Linked DNA regions of Homo sapiens: regions 2 and 3 are each linked to region 1. Evidence: chromatin loops called from intact Hi-C (ENCODE). Cell type or tissue: heart right ventricle. All regions are shown on one strand.

Region 1 (5,000 bases):
CACACACACACACACACACACACACACACAAAGATCGACCCTCTTCACAAAAGTAAACCCCCCAAAACATAAAATAATGCAAGTCTCCCATTTTCTTCATTTTCCCTCTTTCTTTTTTACCTTGTGGTAAAACTTTAAGGTAATTTCTTCTGACATTCAGTTCTCGTAGAGATTTCAACTGACCTATCTGCTGGGGCAACGCTGTGATCTCGTTGCAGCTGACATCCTGTATCAAAAGCAGAGAGAGAAATAATAAACATCTTTTTCCAGGAAATCAAGCATTTCATGTGAAATCTCCTTAAGGAATTTAAATATTTGGACAACTACACAGGTACACTTTTATATTCATCTCCAGGTCCCTAGCATTAAGACTCAGCACAGAGAAGAGAAAGCTGAACATTTTAAACTCCCTCACAGGAGAGAAAAATGGAGAAAGGGTGGACATTAGTAGCATTCGCCAGCTGCTTCACCAGCCTCTGGCCTGCCACTTTGACATGCTTCGATTTTACTGAATTCTCACCACAAACCCATTGGGCAATATTGCTAGCCTAATATTTACAAATCAAAAAGTGGGGCTCAGAAAAGTTTAGCCAGTCGCCCAAAGCATGCAAGTGCCAGAGTTAACACTAGAAATGAATTACCAGCTCACCGTTTAGCCACTATCCCATCGTGCCTCTAAACAAGACTACAATGCATCTTATTTTACCAAACTCTCACATTTTGCAGTGAAGAACTAGAATATTAATGCAATGTTTGGATGCACTATTTATTTAAAATGGAGTTCTTCACCACAGGCTAGAAATCTTACAGCTGACCACCTTGCCATACACTTCACAAGCAATTCTTGTCTTCTTTGCTTTAGGAAGCAAATACTCAATTAAGCCTTGATTGGAATCCCCTCTTGACACATGAGAAATGGAGGCCTTGACATTTATAATCTTCTATATCCTTAGGATCTCCCTGAATCCCACTCTTCCTCTTGGCTCTGGGAGCCGTGCTGGGCTCTTCACTCCCCCACACACCCCCAGCTACTCCTGCAGTGTAGACCAGTGCTCTCTCTTAGCTGGGTGCTATCATGATCTCCTGACTGGTTTCCATACATCAGTCTCCGCCTTGGATGCATCCTTCACAGAGCGGCCAGAGTGCAAATGCCATCATGCTGTTCACCAGCTTAAACACTTGCAGAGGCTCCTCAACAACTATAAAGTCCAAACTGGGCAGTAAGGCCAGTATCTATGATGAGGTCTGTCCATTTCTCCAGCACTTTTTCTCTGAATGTCCCTCCTCACAACCTACACTCCAGCCATGTTACTGCTTCTGGCAGTTTTCAGTATTTCATAATTCCCAAACTTGTTCATGCTCCTTCCCTGCCTGATATGCCAGTCCCCAATATTGTCCTCTTGTCCCACTGACTCATTTTTAAAGACTTAATTCAAGCCTCAACCTCTTTCGTGAAATCTTTCACGAGGCTTCCCCCACCTCTCCCACTCTGATCTAATGCCCAGGGAGACTGACCACTTCTTCTTGTGTGGTCCTTTAGATAGCATGTCACTGTAAGTCATTTGCTCATGGGTTTACATTCCCCTTTAAACCTATGAGCTCCTGGGTGGGAGGGACCATGTCTTATTCATTCCATCCTCCCACTGCCAGGTGGAGTGCCAAGTATAAAGTAAGGGATCAATAAATGTTGGATCAAACTTCTAAAATCCACTTACAGTGACACTCCATAATACTGTGGCTCCTTCTGTCTCCAGGACCCTAGGACCCAGGATGCTCCAACATACATACCAAATCCCATGCAGGTCCCACTTGGCATCACAGAACTAAAGATACAAATGATTCCAGTGAGATCAAGGCCTTAAATATCCCGCTTTACTTTTGAACCTGGAAAAGCTCTCCCCTTTCACCATAGAAGGCAGCAGAGCCTCGTTTCAGAAATCTGTTTCACTTTCATTCAAATAAGATGAACTCATCATCGACCAATCCAGTGAACACCCCCAGGCTCCACATTTAGACCAGGCTGTACACAACACAGTTGATCCCTGCCCTCTAACCTGGTCTCATCTAAAAGGCTTCAGGTGATCTATCAACCTGTCCTCACCAGGACAGTGCTCAATGGATACCACCCGATGAAGAGGAACAGTATCACTCTTGCTAAAAAGGAATGAAGTTGTCCTCTATAAAGGCTGAGTGTGCACAGTGCAGATACCTCCCCAAGCTTCTCTGTACAGCTGTCTGATGGGGGAGGTGGGGTGGCACGGGCTGAGAGCACCGGGTGTTCAGCAGCATCACCCCCAACTGCGGTTGCTCTATCCCTCCTGGCCCAGAAAAGTCACACACAAGTTTGAGAAAAACACTTCCAGTGTTTAAAACAAAAACAGAAACAAACTCCACAAGCACATCTGCAGAGACAAAAACGTCAAAGGAAGTAATTACAGAATTAGGAGGTCCAGAGATCGTGTTCAGTCACTCTCAGCCCCTCGCTGAGTCAGTAAATTGCCCTGCCTTTCCGAATGTATTTCCACATGGGAGAAGAGAACAGTGAAATGCCATCTTTTCCCAATTACGGGGGCCTTTGCTCAGTCACAAGAGCCAACAATCAAATGCTTTCAATGAAAGCTTTCTTTGCCTTAACTAAGTTACAAATAAGCAAAAGGTGCCATTCCATCCTATTTTAAAAGAGTCCTCACACAAATACCACACAGGTGAGTCCTAGAAATGCAGGAAATCAAATCCTTCTATGGAACTCATGACCAGATACAGTCACTTGGGTGATGTTGTTGGCAGGAGAAATGGGCGTGCTCGTGGGGAAGAATTAGAAGGAATTATTTGCCATCTCTAGAGAAAATGGACGTTATTGGCATCTAAAACAAGTTTTTTCAGTCTTGTGAGTGACAGCACGAGAAAGATCCTTATATAAATTATGGAAATCACAGATTTTCAATATGAAACTGACAATTTCCAGAAGCTTCAAAGACATAATTTTTTAAAAATCTTTCTCTGAATAAATAAGGAAGGAGGAGAGGAAAGCAAAAAGATAACAGATACATTTAGGTAGCACGTTATTCACAGCATGAGATGAAACTAAGCCTTATTCCATTTTTTAGTGTGAACTATACTCACCTTGCTCTTTGCTGGTCATGGTTGAGTTAGCTAGGAAATCAAAATATGCTGTTTCTCTAATCATAAGGTGATTTTTTTCCATCGTATGTTTCTAACATAATAGCCTTATTAAAAAATCAACTCCCCCTAGCGATATTTGAAAACTTATTTGGCAGTAGGGAAAATGGTCAATTTACTTTAAAAAACTTCCTGTAACGATAAATACAAGTTTTTTTCCTTCTGATTTAGAGGACAGGATATCTGTAGACAATTCAAAACACAAAGTCCAATTGTCCATTCACATTTTGGAGGGTATATGGTGAAGGTCAAATTATTTTAATAGTACTCTGCACTGTTGTCAATTACTTCCTGTCCTGACAAATAATGGGGGGAAAACGCCCAAGCAGATTTAGCACATAAGATAACATTTCACTACTGTGTAATCAATATTGTAGAAATAGTGCAAAACTCTATTCCCACAAGGCATTGAAACTTGCCACGTTTTAAAAAGGTTATAAATTCATCACAAAAATAAAACCCCATGGGTCACTATCTGAATTAGCTGGGGGTTAAGGAGAAAGAAACAGGAGATAATAGTCTAGGTGTTTGGGGATAAAATACTCCTGTTTTGAAAATGTAAAAGCAATATTTCTAGAATGGCCTTGTTCTCTAGAACACTTTTGTTCAAATTCAGCCTAAGATAAGGTATGAATTTTACAGACTGATTTAAAGAAGATACGATTTAGGAAAATGAATGTAAATAAAAACAACACTAATGCCTCAACTTCGGCAATTAGTAAGAATTTATCAGCTTATAAATTCCATATTCAGTTATTTATTAAAATAGTCAAATGAATCCCTTCTGAATTTTCTATTAGCCCTAAGCTATGTCTTAGAGAATGATTCCAAACTTCAGTGAAATCATAGCACCCTATAGTTAGTACTATAATACCACAAATACACAGGCAGATCAGAAAGAATCATGAGCATGTTATAAATATTTACTGAATTTATTCTTTTTGATAGAAACGAATCTAATTATAGTAATATAAATACTCAAGTTTAAGTTTTTTATAGACCAGTCAGTCCAACTTTGTCATTTAGATAAAAAACAAAATAGAGAATTTGAACTGTGACTTAACACATACTTACTTTCCACTGGTCATCATGTTTTTAGGTAACCAAAAGAAAAACTTTAGAAATAAGATTCTCTCCTCATCACAATAAAAAGAGTCTCTAGAAGTATTAAAACCATGTTGGAGTTTAATATATTTTTGTTACTAAGTGCTCGTTGCTAACTGACCTTCAGAATGCAAAAATAACAAGGATTTAAATTCGGAGAATAAATTCAGGGATTATTAAACTAGGTTATACTCACTTTCAGAAAGCAATATGGTAAAAGAGACTAGAAGTTTTTTTTGTTTTGTTTTGTTTTGAGACATTGTCTCGCTCTGTCGCCCAGATTGGAGTGCGATGGCGCGATCTTGGCTCACTGCAAACCTCTGCCGCCCAGGTTCAAGCGATTCTCCCGCCTCAGTCTCCCAGGTAGCTGAGATTACAGGTGTGTGCCACCACACATGGCTAACTTTTTTTTTTTTTTTTTTTTTTTGTATTTTTAGTAGAGACGAGGTTTCACCATGTTGGCCAGGCTGGTCTCGAACTCCTGACCTCAGGTGATCCACCCGCTTTGGCCTCCCAAAGTGTTGGAATTACAGGCGTGAGCCACCGTGCCCGGCTGACTAGAAGTATTTTTTTAAGGAATGATGTCTAGTGAAAACCAACATAGGCCGGGCACGATGTTTCATGCCTATATTCCCAGCACTTTGGAAGGCCAAGGTGGGCAGATCGCTTGAGCTCTGGAGTTTTAGACCAGCCTAGAGAACATTAGGAAACCCTGA
Region 2 (5,000 bases), 65 kb after region 1:
AAAACACTGTTGGAAGGGACCACACAGATTTGCCGACATCCTTATTTTACAAAAGGAAAAAGAGAGACTTAGACAAATGAAGTGACTTGCCCACACAGCGAGTTAGTAACTGGTCCAGGATGACAACCAAGTTTTCCTGGCCCCTGATCCAAAGTTGTGTCTAACTCACACTCCTCTGCTCCTCTGCCTGAAATGAAGGGCTGACTCCAGGGCTATTCCCATCCAAAGCATCCAAGTATAAACAACCAAAATCACATCTTCAGACCTGACACAGGCTATCTGACAGTTTTGAGCACTGTGTTATTGTCAGGCCTCTGAGCCCAAGCCAAGCCATCGCATCCCCTGTGACTTGCACGTATACATCCAGATGGCCTGAAGTAACTGAAGATCCACAAAAGAAGTAAAAATAGCCTTAACTGATGACATTCCACCATTGTGATTTGTTCCTGCCCCACCCTAACTGATCAATGTACTTTGTAATCTCCCCCACCCTTAAGAAGGTTCTTTGTAATTCTCCTCACCCTTGAGAATGTACTTTGTGAGATCCACTCCTGCCCGCAAAACATTGCTCTTAACTTCACCGCCTATCCCAAAACCTATAAGAACTAATGATAATCCACCACCCTTTGCTGACTCTCTTTTCGGACTCAGCCCACCAGCACCCAGGTGAAATAAACAGCCATGTTGCTCACACAAAGCCTGTTTGGTGGTCTCTTCACACGAACGCGCATGAAATTTGGTGCCGTCTCTAAAAGGCACATAGAAAAAATGTTTCAGATCAGTTGCCTTCATGCAGAAATAAGAGATTTATTCTGGGGTGTGTTTTACGAATGATTGTTTACTCCTGTTTTTTAATACAACACTATTTAAAGTTCTCTGGGAAGAATTTGGAAGTAAGTGACTCAAGACATTACACTTTCATTTTCAGAAACTCTCTAAATAATAAACATCAGCCTCCACTGCCACTAGGAACTTGTATCTCACCGTGCTGTCAGGCTTATGACCAAAGACTGGGTTGGGGGTGCTGTCAGGTTAAGGGGAGAGGAAAAGTCATCTGTCAGACAAAGGTTCTGTTTAAGCTTATTTTGATAGCAAATAAGTTATTTTTATGGCGCCGTAGCATAAAAGTCTAGTTTACAGGGCTCTGTTTCTGGTTTTTGCCATTTACTTTCAAGTTTTATTTTAGAAGTTGGTCTTGTGCCTGGGGAAACTCATCTGGGAAGAGAAAGTACTGACTTCAGGGCACAGGTCTTGTATTGTTCCAATTCACTAAATAAAGCCATTTTTCTTATCTGCGAAACTTAAACCCGCTCCAGGATATTTTTCTTTTCCCAGTACACAGTTCAGCTGCCAAATGCATTACTGCATCGTAATTCTAAGTCCCATGTTTACATTTCTAAGAAACAATGTTTAATTACTCTAGAAGCAAAATATAAGGGAGCTACTCAAATTGTTAACAAATCGTAACCACAAGAGCTGCCTTGTACAGGGGTACAAACAGAGAGGAAAGGCAGTAAAGGGACAAGGGCCTACACGACATCTGGTGGCTTCTCTTCCCCAACACTCAAAGCATAATGCTTCCTGGGAAATCTTTCCATCAAACTATTCATAATGATAACTCATTTTTAAGACCATCCACACAGACTATCATAGCTGGGCACGTCTGTACATGTCAGAAATATGGGGAGATAATACAACTGAAAAACATCCAATCTTGGGGACAAAAACATTACGAGAACACTTGCGCTGAAAACCCTTTTTAGTCTTGGGAAACAATAAGACAAAAGCAGGTCCCAATGCAGATCCATCATGAATATCTTGATGAAGGAATGGAAGGGAGCTCGAAGCTGGGTTTTAAAAAAGCAAAAATTCCTAGAGTTGCATCTTATGCCACTTAACCATGTGATGAGGTTTGGAGGTTTTTTCCCCCTCCAAATCTCATGTTGAAATGTGACCTCCAATGTTGGAGGTGAGGCCTAGTGGGAGGCGTTTGGGTCACAGGGACGGATCACTCATGAATGGCTTGGTCCTGTCCTTGCCATAGCAAGTGAGTTCCTATTCTGAGTTCACACAAGAGCTGGTTGGTTAAAAGAGCAAGGCCCCTCCTCCCTTGCTCTCTCTTGCTCCCTCTTTCGCCGTGTGTCTTGCCTGCTCCCCCTTAGCCTTCTGCCTTGATTACAAGGTTCCTAGGCCTCACAGGTAGCGGAGCAGATGCTGGTGCCATGCTTGCAGAGCCTGCAGAACCATGAGCCAATAAAACCTCTTTTCTTTATAAATTACCCAGTCTCAGGTATTCCTTTATTGCAACACAGAACAGAGTAACACACCATGAAATGAACGTTTTTAAGAATAAGACTAAATTGTCAGCAGTAATAACTCAGATTCATTATTACCTACCTAATTAATTCATCAGTGAGGACAAAGATCCAGTGATAGCCCTAAAAAAGAATAGCATCTTCCTAATAAAATGTCTAAGGTGGGGTGGCCGTGGAATGAGCTCAAAGTCCCAGCTGCCCAAATGTCAGACAGTAATTCTGAAATGGTTTTCTACATTATAATACAATTCCAACAGGATTTTCTGACTCACTGCCTCTCCTCATGGGACAAAATGTTTTGATACTGCACCGTGATATACAATAGAGTAAGTCCTTCTTACGTCATTATTCATCTCGAATGTCATAATACCTTTCATCTGAGTCTGGCGCTCCCCGGCAGAGGGAGTTAACACAAAAATACATAAGGGAATTGAAACAAGGAGAATACACAGCATTCATTTTCAAATGAAAAACAACAATGTCAACTAGAAAACCTGATTCACGATAAAAGTCTAGGTGTAATTGGGAAACAGTATTTACCACTAGAGATCAGATTTTATTAAAACTTTTTAAAAAAAGTTTCCTTAACTGTGCATGCTTTTCCCTCTAAGAACAGTTTGGGTTTTTTGATCTTTTATGAATCTGACATTTCTTTATTTTCTCCTTATGTGGATTTGTTTGGCAGGTATTTGTGACTTCATGATTTTGTATCCTCTCTAAGTCCTTTTCATATTCTTTCTCCTAATCTTTCTCTAACAATTTCATCTCCCTGGAATAGACAAAAGGCCCCCAGAATTCAGTGATGGCTAACTGTCACACTATACTGCCTCAAAAGGCATAATCGGGAGGGGCAGGGAAAATGGGGAGATATAGATCAAAGCATACAAAGATGCAGTTATCTTGGATGAAAAAATCTAGAGTACCACACAAGTATTGTCGTTAATAATATTGCATTATATATTACAAATTTGCTATGATAGTAGATTTTAGGTACTCTCGCCACAAAAAAAGAAAGGTAACTATGTGAAATGATGGGTGTGTTAATTTAATTGTAGTAATTACTTCACTAGGAATATGTATATCAAATATCATGTTGTATACTTTCAATACATACAATTTAAAACAAAAAAGAAAAAAAAAAGGCCTATTAACGAAGGCAGCTCCAAGAGATTAAAAGCAACCTGGCTCACCTAAGGAAGTGTAGGAAGTGCTGATGAGGCAAAATAACCGGCTAATGTTTTTAATGTCGGAAAGAAGGTGTTTGGATCAGGCCACTTCAAAAGCCCTGGAGTGGAAGATAAGAATTTAGAGGACATTTAGGAACATACCAGACTTAGAGAATAACTTCTGTGGTCACCCTGCTTATGTTGTATATGTTTGAATCGTTACAGCTACAAGCTATCAATGACCCATTTCGAAATGGCTCAAGTCAGGTTCTGCAACACACCAATTAAATCAGAATCTCTGTGAGTAGAGCCCAGGCATCTGGATTCTAAAGCTCCCAGGGTGATTCTAATGCGCAACCAGGCTGAGAAATCACAGCATCAGCCAATCACGCTTTGGGCCTCAGGTCTTAGACCACTTACCAAAACCACATGGGAGGCTGAGTCCTGAGCAAAGCTGAGGGCTTATCATTAAGGAAGGGAGAGGGAGGGAGGGAAGCGTTGATGGCTGATGGGGAAGGAGCAGAGAGTATAAATACAATTTTAGAAAATCTTTTTTTCTTTTTTTTTTTTCAGACGGGGTCTCGCTCTGTCACCAGGCAGGAGTGCAGCCGCAATCTTGGCTCATTGCAACCTCTGACTCCCTGGTTCAAGCAATTCTCCTGCCTCAGCCTCCCGAGCAGCTGGGACTACAGGCACGTGCCACCACGCTCGGCTAATTTTTGTCTTTTTAGTAGAGACAGGGTTTCACCATGTTGGCCAGGATGGTCTCGATCTCCTGACCTCGTGATCCTCCTGCCTTGGCCTCCCAAAGTGCTGGGATTACAGGCGTGAGCCACCACGCCCAGCCCTAGAAATGCATTTTTTTAAAGAAAATTAAAAACCTGGTAATATTTGTTACGGTGATCTGAAATAATAATGTACAAATTACAGGTTTCTGCAGTTTTTCATTTGTTTACAACAAATCATATTATTCATCAATGCATATATATACATATATGCTAAACTGGGAACACATACGATTACTTCATCATTTCATTCTGTGACTTCAATAGGTTAAAATGACTGTCTTTCTTAAATTTCAGTTCCTAATTGGCCAATGTATAAACAATAAAATATGCAGCCTTAAAGATAAGCAAGGAAGATACCTTTGTTACCTTCAAAATGATATTGTAATCTGTTTTTAGAGATCATCTGCTTAGCCAGCAAGACATGCACAAGGAGTTGGAAACTTCCCTTTTTTTCATAATTTTGTTTTGAAAACTCATAAACAAACTCATTCAAAACAAACAGTCCCAGCATGCTAGCTATACGTTTTCCCCAGAAAATACAAAGAAGAAAAGAGAGTGGTCCTTGGAGTGGTCTAACTGACCTCATTCCAAGAGGGGTGCTTCAAAATTGAGACATATGAGCCTATCTCCCCAAAGAGGCAGGAGATTCAACAAAGCTGTGAGCTCTTCTGATGAATTTACATTTGGAGCCCACGACAGAATAGGCAAGGTGGCACAGCATTATGTCATGT
Region 3 (5,000 bases), 77 kb after region 1:
ATTTTTTGTACCTCTGCTCTGGCAGGCCACAAGTAAGTTTTCAAAGTGGATATGAACGGATAAAAGGCACAAGGCTTCTGTAAAATAAATATATAAAGTAGCATGGAAAGAACACATTATTGTTCAATAGTCAGGAAGCTTTGGAGCCCAGCCCAGGAAAACACTCTGTAACCTAAGGTGTGCCCTTCCAAGTCTTGGTCTGTTTATAAAGGACTCAGAGATAATTCCAGACATGTGTGATTTCATGTCAATCCGACTTTCCTTAGAGAAAACATGTTTAAACTCAGAAGAATTAAGATTTGGAAAGGACAGGTGACGATTATTTCAATAAACTTTTCAGTACTGCTGCATGCTAAGAAAGCAGATGCCTGCTGGCTGGCCTCTCCACACAAAGGGATTAATGGGTCAATTTCTTTAAGAACTGGCACCATGACATAATTGGCTGTCAATTAGCCAGGCATCAATCAGATGGACTTTTCTCATCTAAGCTTTTGTTCATTATACCTTAGGCCATATCAAAAATATGGCTGAGAACATTCTCCGATGCCCCAGTTTCTCTCACCAAAGCATTAGGAATAGAAAAGCATGTGTGTCGTTATGTTGATAATGTCAGTGTCATCATGGTCTGTTCCTTATGATAAGGGTTAAAACTCTGTAGATAGTGTTGTGATGAGATAAATGACCTAAAATTACTTATGCTCTAAGCTCACCTAGTTCAAAGCATTTCATAAATACCTGTCACATTTTTCTGGCATATCTCATTCCTTGGATAATAAAAAAAGAAACAAAAGGATAAACCTTGTAGAACATCAGAGGCTGAGGGCAGAACAAGACCAACAAGATGTAAGTTCTGCCTGCTCCGCTCCAGATACAATTTCATGTTTATTCCGTATCACAGGGAAGAAAGGCAAACAATTGAAAATTAAAATAACACTATCATTAAGTAAACTGTTCTAGGACTCTGGCCCAGTGTGTTCCTTCAGAATTAATTTATTCCACTGCCTTGAGCCACCCCCATCATCCTATTCTAAGTGACTACAGGGAGAAGGCACAGGCCCCAGACCCAGGGAGCAAGGCTACTGTGCTGCAGCCACCTCGGTCACCCACAAGAAGACACCTGAGGCTCTGACACCTCTCCTCTGGCCACATCCAAGGCCCTCCTCACCATCCCCACCCCAGTTAGGGTTGCCAGATAAAATACAGGATGCCCAGTTAGATCTGAATTTCAGATAATTAACAATCTTTTAGTATAAGTATGTCTCAAATATTGCATGGGACATATGTATAGCAAAAAAAAAGTAGTTATTTATATGAAATTCACATTTAACTGGGTGTCTTGTATTTTTATTTGCTACATCTGGCAACTCTACCCCCTAATTCTTTCAATACTCCTCCAAACTATTCTATAATACAAGGAGAAAAATTAATTCTGGCACAAAAACAACTGGGAGGTGAGGAAGAATCAACAAGCTAATTTCAAAAGAAGTTTGGCCGGGCATGGTGGCTCACGCCTATAATGCCAACATTTTAGAAGGCCAAGGCAGGAGGATTGCTTGAGGCCAGGAGTTCAAGACCAGCCTGGGCAACATAGTGAGACCCCATCTCTACAAAAAAATTAAAAATTAGCCAGCTATGGTGGCACGAGCCTATAGTCTCAGCTACTCAGGAGGCTGAGGTGGGAGGATCGCTTGAGCCCAGGAGATTGAGGCTGCAGTAAGCCAAGATCAGTCCCCTGCACTCCAAAGCGAGACCCTCATCTCATAGTACTCTGAATAGTAAAGTATCCAATTAGAAAAGTGAAGGTAAATTTAAAATTGTTTTTAAACAGCATGTTTAAAACTACCAATGCTTAAAATGGTTTCTAATACTATTGACTCGGTTACCTAGGGTAGCAGGAGTCTTGAAATTTATTGGTGCATTCAGTGTTAGCTCCCCCTGTTGTCCACTTAATTACTGGCTTTAGTGACACATAGGAATCCTCCCTAGATTCTTTTCTGTTGTACACAGAACACCTCAGCGACACTAGCTTTGCAAACAACCCATTTGGGTTATGTAAGGAGGGCGGCTGACAGAAAGAGAATGGGGCTGACAGAAAGAGAATGGGGCTGACAGAGATTTCAGGGAAGACTTGAGTCAGGGTCAGGAGGAGGAAACTGGATGGCTTCCCAGCACCTCAGATCCACAGTGTGGCTCTGCTCTCCCCAGGGATCAGACACACCCATGCTCAGAAAACAGGGCCACACCAAGAAGAAATAAATTAGAGGCTCTCCGTGTCTCTGCTCCGTGCATAAAATGAAGAAGAATTAGCTTTCTCCTCCCTAGATCATAGAAAGCACAAGAGGCACAAAATTATTTACAGGATGAAGTCACAGGATACAGATATCTTATTATAAAGATACAGCCATTTATCTGACAAGAAATGAGTTATTTAATTATTTACATGTATGTATGTATGTATGTATGTATGCATGCATGTATGTATGCATGTATGTATTTGTTGACCGGGTCTTGCTCTGTTGCCCAGGCTGGAGCACAGTGGCACAATCATGGTTCACTGCAGCACTGACCTCCGGGGCTCAATCCATCCTCCCACCTCAGCCTCTTCAGTAGCTGGGGCTACAGGCACCACCGCAGTCAGCTAATTTGTGTATTTTTTATAGAGATGGAGTTTTACCATGTTGCCCAATCTAGTCTCAAAGTCCTGGGCTCAAGTGTTCCACCCAACTCGGCCTCCCAAAGTGTAGGGATTACAGACATGAGCCTGTACCCAGCCTCCATTTTATTTTAAATCATCAATGCCCTTCAATTAGGAAATAATAATAATGTTGAGCACTTTCTGGGTACTAGCCATTGTGCTAAGAGCTTTGCATAAATTTATCTCAGTCAAGCCTCACCACGTCCCTATGAGTTTTTTTAAATCCCCAATTTAATTTCATAGTTAGGCTAAATCTGCAAGAAGTTAAATAGCTTTTTCTAGACTACAGACACAGTAAACAGCAGGGGGCTGATTTAGATCCACTGCAGACTGACCCAAAAGCCATGTTCTTCACCCTGAATGGATTACCTGTCCCCAATTAAGCACGTGTTCTGGGTGGTAATCATGACACAGGAAGCAGAGGCATAAACTATTCCAGGAAACTCACTTAAATTTCTCTGGTCTTCAGTTACACAACGAAGCTACATCATCTTCAAAGATCCTTCTAATGTCCAAAAATTCAAGCTTTATTCTAGCGGAACCAAAAATTCCTCAGGGTCAGCTATACATAGTTGCATTAATCTACTTGACACCTTTGAGGCTTAGAGAAGTTAAGTGGTTTCCTCAAGGTTACCAAGCTAGAATGGAAAGAGATGAGATTCAAATTCTGATCTTTCAAATCCATGTCCTGGAAGTCACCTTTAAACCATAGCTGGATCTATGATCTTTAATTTATATGACAACGTTGCAAGTCAGTAGACATAAAAACATTCAGGTTACAAATCCAACTACTGAACACAGGCTATTAATTCTTAGGTTTATTAAACAAGCTCTTTTCTCCTAATAAAGAGAAAGCAGCTACAAAGTCCAACTCAGTCACTGGATATCAAGAGTTAGGCAGCGGCGTGGGTACTATGATACAAGCCCAGCCTATATTCCTAACACCCCAGGCATTGCGACTCCATAACCCCCTACGAAAAACAGCCTGGTCCTACGTGATCATGACTGGGTAAAAAGAAACCCAACAGAGCAGGGCTTGGAAGGTGATTGGGCAGCAGGCCACTTAAACATTGCTATGGAAATATAATTAGTCTTATTAACCTAATTCATTTAGGGTTTTGTGATACTTCAGAGGGAGCTGAGCCCCACCTGGATTTAAAAGAATTTGATGAAAAAATTCAGATTACAAGAGGACATTGAACTAACCTCAAGGGACCAGTCACTCAACCTTTAAAATCACCTATGTACCTATGATCTATGAAATAATGACTAGTCATTCTCCTCTATTCATTAAGACAACTTTTTAAAAAACTTATAATCTTATCTTTCCTTCATTTAAAGAACTTTTTCCTGCAATTTGCCTCAAACATAAGTTTTTACACACAACAGTCTCTACCCTCTAAGCAAGTTACCCCTCAGGTCATTCCACACAGTCTGCACATCTCTTTCTATACATGCTTTGCTGTTTTCTGTAGGGAGGAGAAGAGGGACAGTGAAGAGAGGACCAGAGCCAAGGCTGATGCATATTCTCCACACAAGGAATCATGCTGCGGGCTCTGAGGAATAAAAAGAAAAACAAAACCGGCCCTGCCCTCAAAGCATCCATGAGGTAGGTGATGTTGTGCTAGTCTAAGTGACAATGGAGACCAATGGGCCTGAGCCCTTTAACGGATAGGGTGGGTTGGCTTGTGATTCCCATACTGCTGAGTTCCCCAAAGTATAGATCTGATTCTATGGAACATTCAACCTGCTCAGCAAGCCCCATTTCCCAAGGAGCAGCTGCCTGTAAAGGTGAAACTGAGTAACTGAATACACAACCAGAGCTAACATGACTTTGACAATCAAATTGCTTTAAAGCGCTAACAGAATCATAGCAATAGGCCATCAGTCATGAGCAGAAAAGCTGACTGTTGCTAAAGAGCATGAACGACAAAGTTCTGTGACACCAGTGCTCAGTATTTGTTAAACTGCATGATGAAATAATGTGAGTCATAAAATCAATTCAATGAACAGTATTTTATGTAAATTAAATGGAAACACATATCCTTAGCAGTAACTGTAAACATCTGCAACTTGCAACAAATACTTCAGGTTCTGTGTGTGTGTGTGTGTGTGTGTGTGTGTGTGTGTGTAAATCTGGTCAGGATGTAAAAAAACTGTAAAACATATTTCTTACTGGGTGTCTTAATTTTAAAAGTTTGAAAAACACTGTCTTAGGCTCAGCAGTAAATTCAGTTTTGAATAACTGCAGCCAAAGGGAACAGCAATTAGGACCATGACCCAAGGAAAGGCAAACAAAAGTGAA

The links. Peaks named below come from ENCODE experiments on the same cell type or tissue, not always from the same donor. Only the 100,000 strongest peaks of a DNase experiment are listed, where the experiment ranks them.
Region 2: it touches region 1 in a loop (2.5-fold over the local background); 15 of 110 quality-filtered maps call a loop at or near these places.
Region 3: it touches region 1 in a loop (2.0-fold over the local background); 15 of 110 quality-filtered maps call a loop at or near these places.

Annotation. Positions count from the first base shown.
Region 1 is chr13:46,676,967-46,681,966 of GRCh38, reverse strand. LRCH1 (leucine rich repeats and calponin homology domain containing 1) reads right to left here. Exons shown (of 20, transcript NM_001164211.2): 4 at 121-226. Among named protein-coding and RNA genes, the nearest start is that of ESD, 120 kb to the left of the region's middle. In heart right ventricle, a CTCF peak has its summit at 1,922; DNase peaks (open chromatin) are centred at 2,002 and 2,266; H3K4me3 peaks cover 1,223 bases; H3K27ac peaks cover 2,791 bases.
Region 2 is chr13:46,612,438-46,617,437 of GRCh38, reverse strand. The region is part of intron 1 of LRCH1 (leucine rich repeats and calponin homology domain containing 1); the gene reads right to left. Among named protein-coding and RNA genes, the nearest start is that of LRCH1, 62 kb to the right of the region's middle. In heart right ventricle, CTCF peaks have their summits at 1,582 and 2,694 (motif pointing right); no DNase peak of the experiment used is centred here; H3K4me3 peaks cover 964 bases; H3K27ac peaks cover 3,651 bases.
Region 3 is chr13:46,600,446-46,605,445 of GRCh38, reverse strand. The region is part of intron 1 of LRCH1 (leucine rich repeats and calponin homology domain containing 1); the gene reads right to left. Among named protein-coding and RNA genes, the nearest start is that of LRCH1, 50 kb to the right of the region's middle. In heart right ventricle, a CTCF peak has its summit at 1,915 (motif pointing left); a DNase peak (open chromatin) is centred at 161; H3K27ac peaks cover 4,541 bases.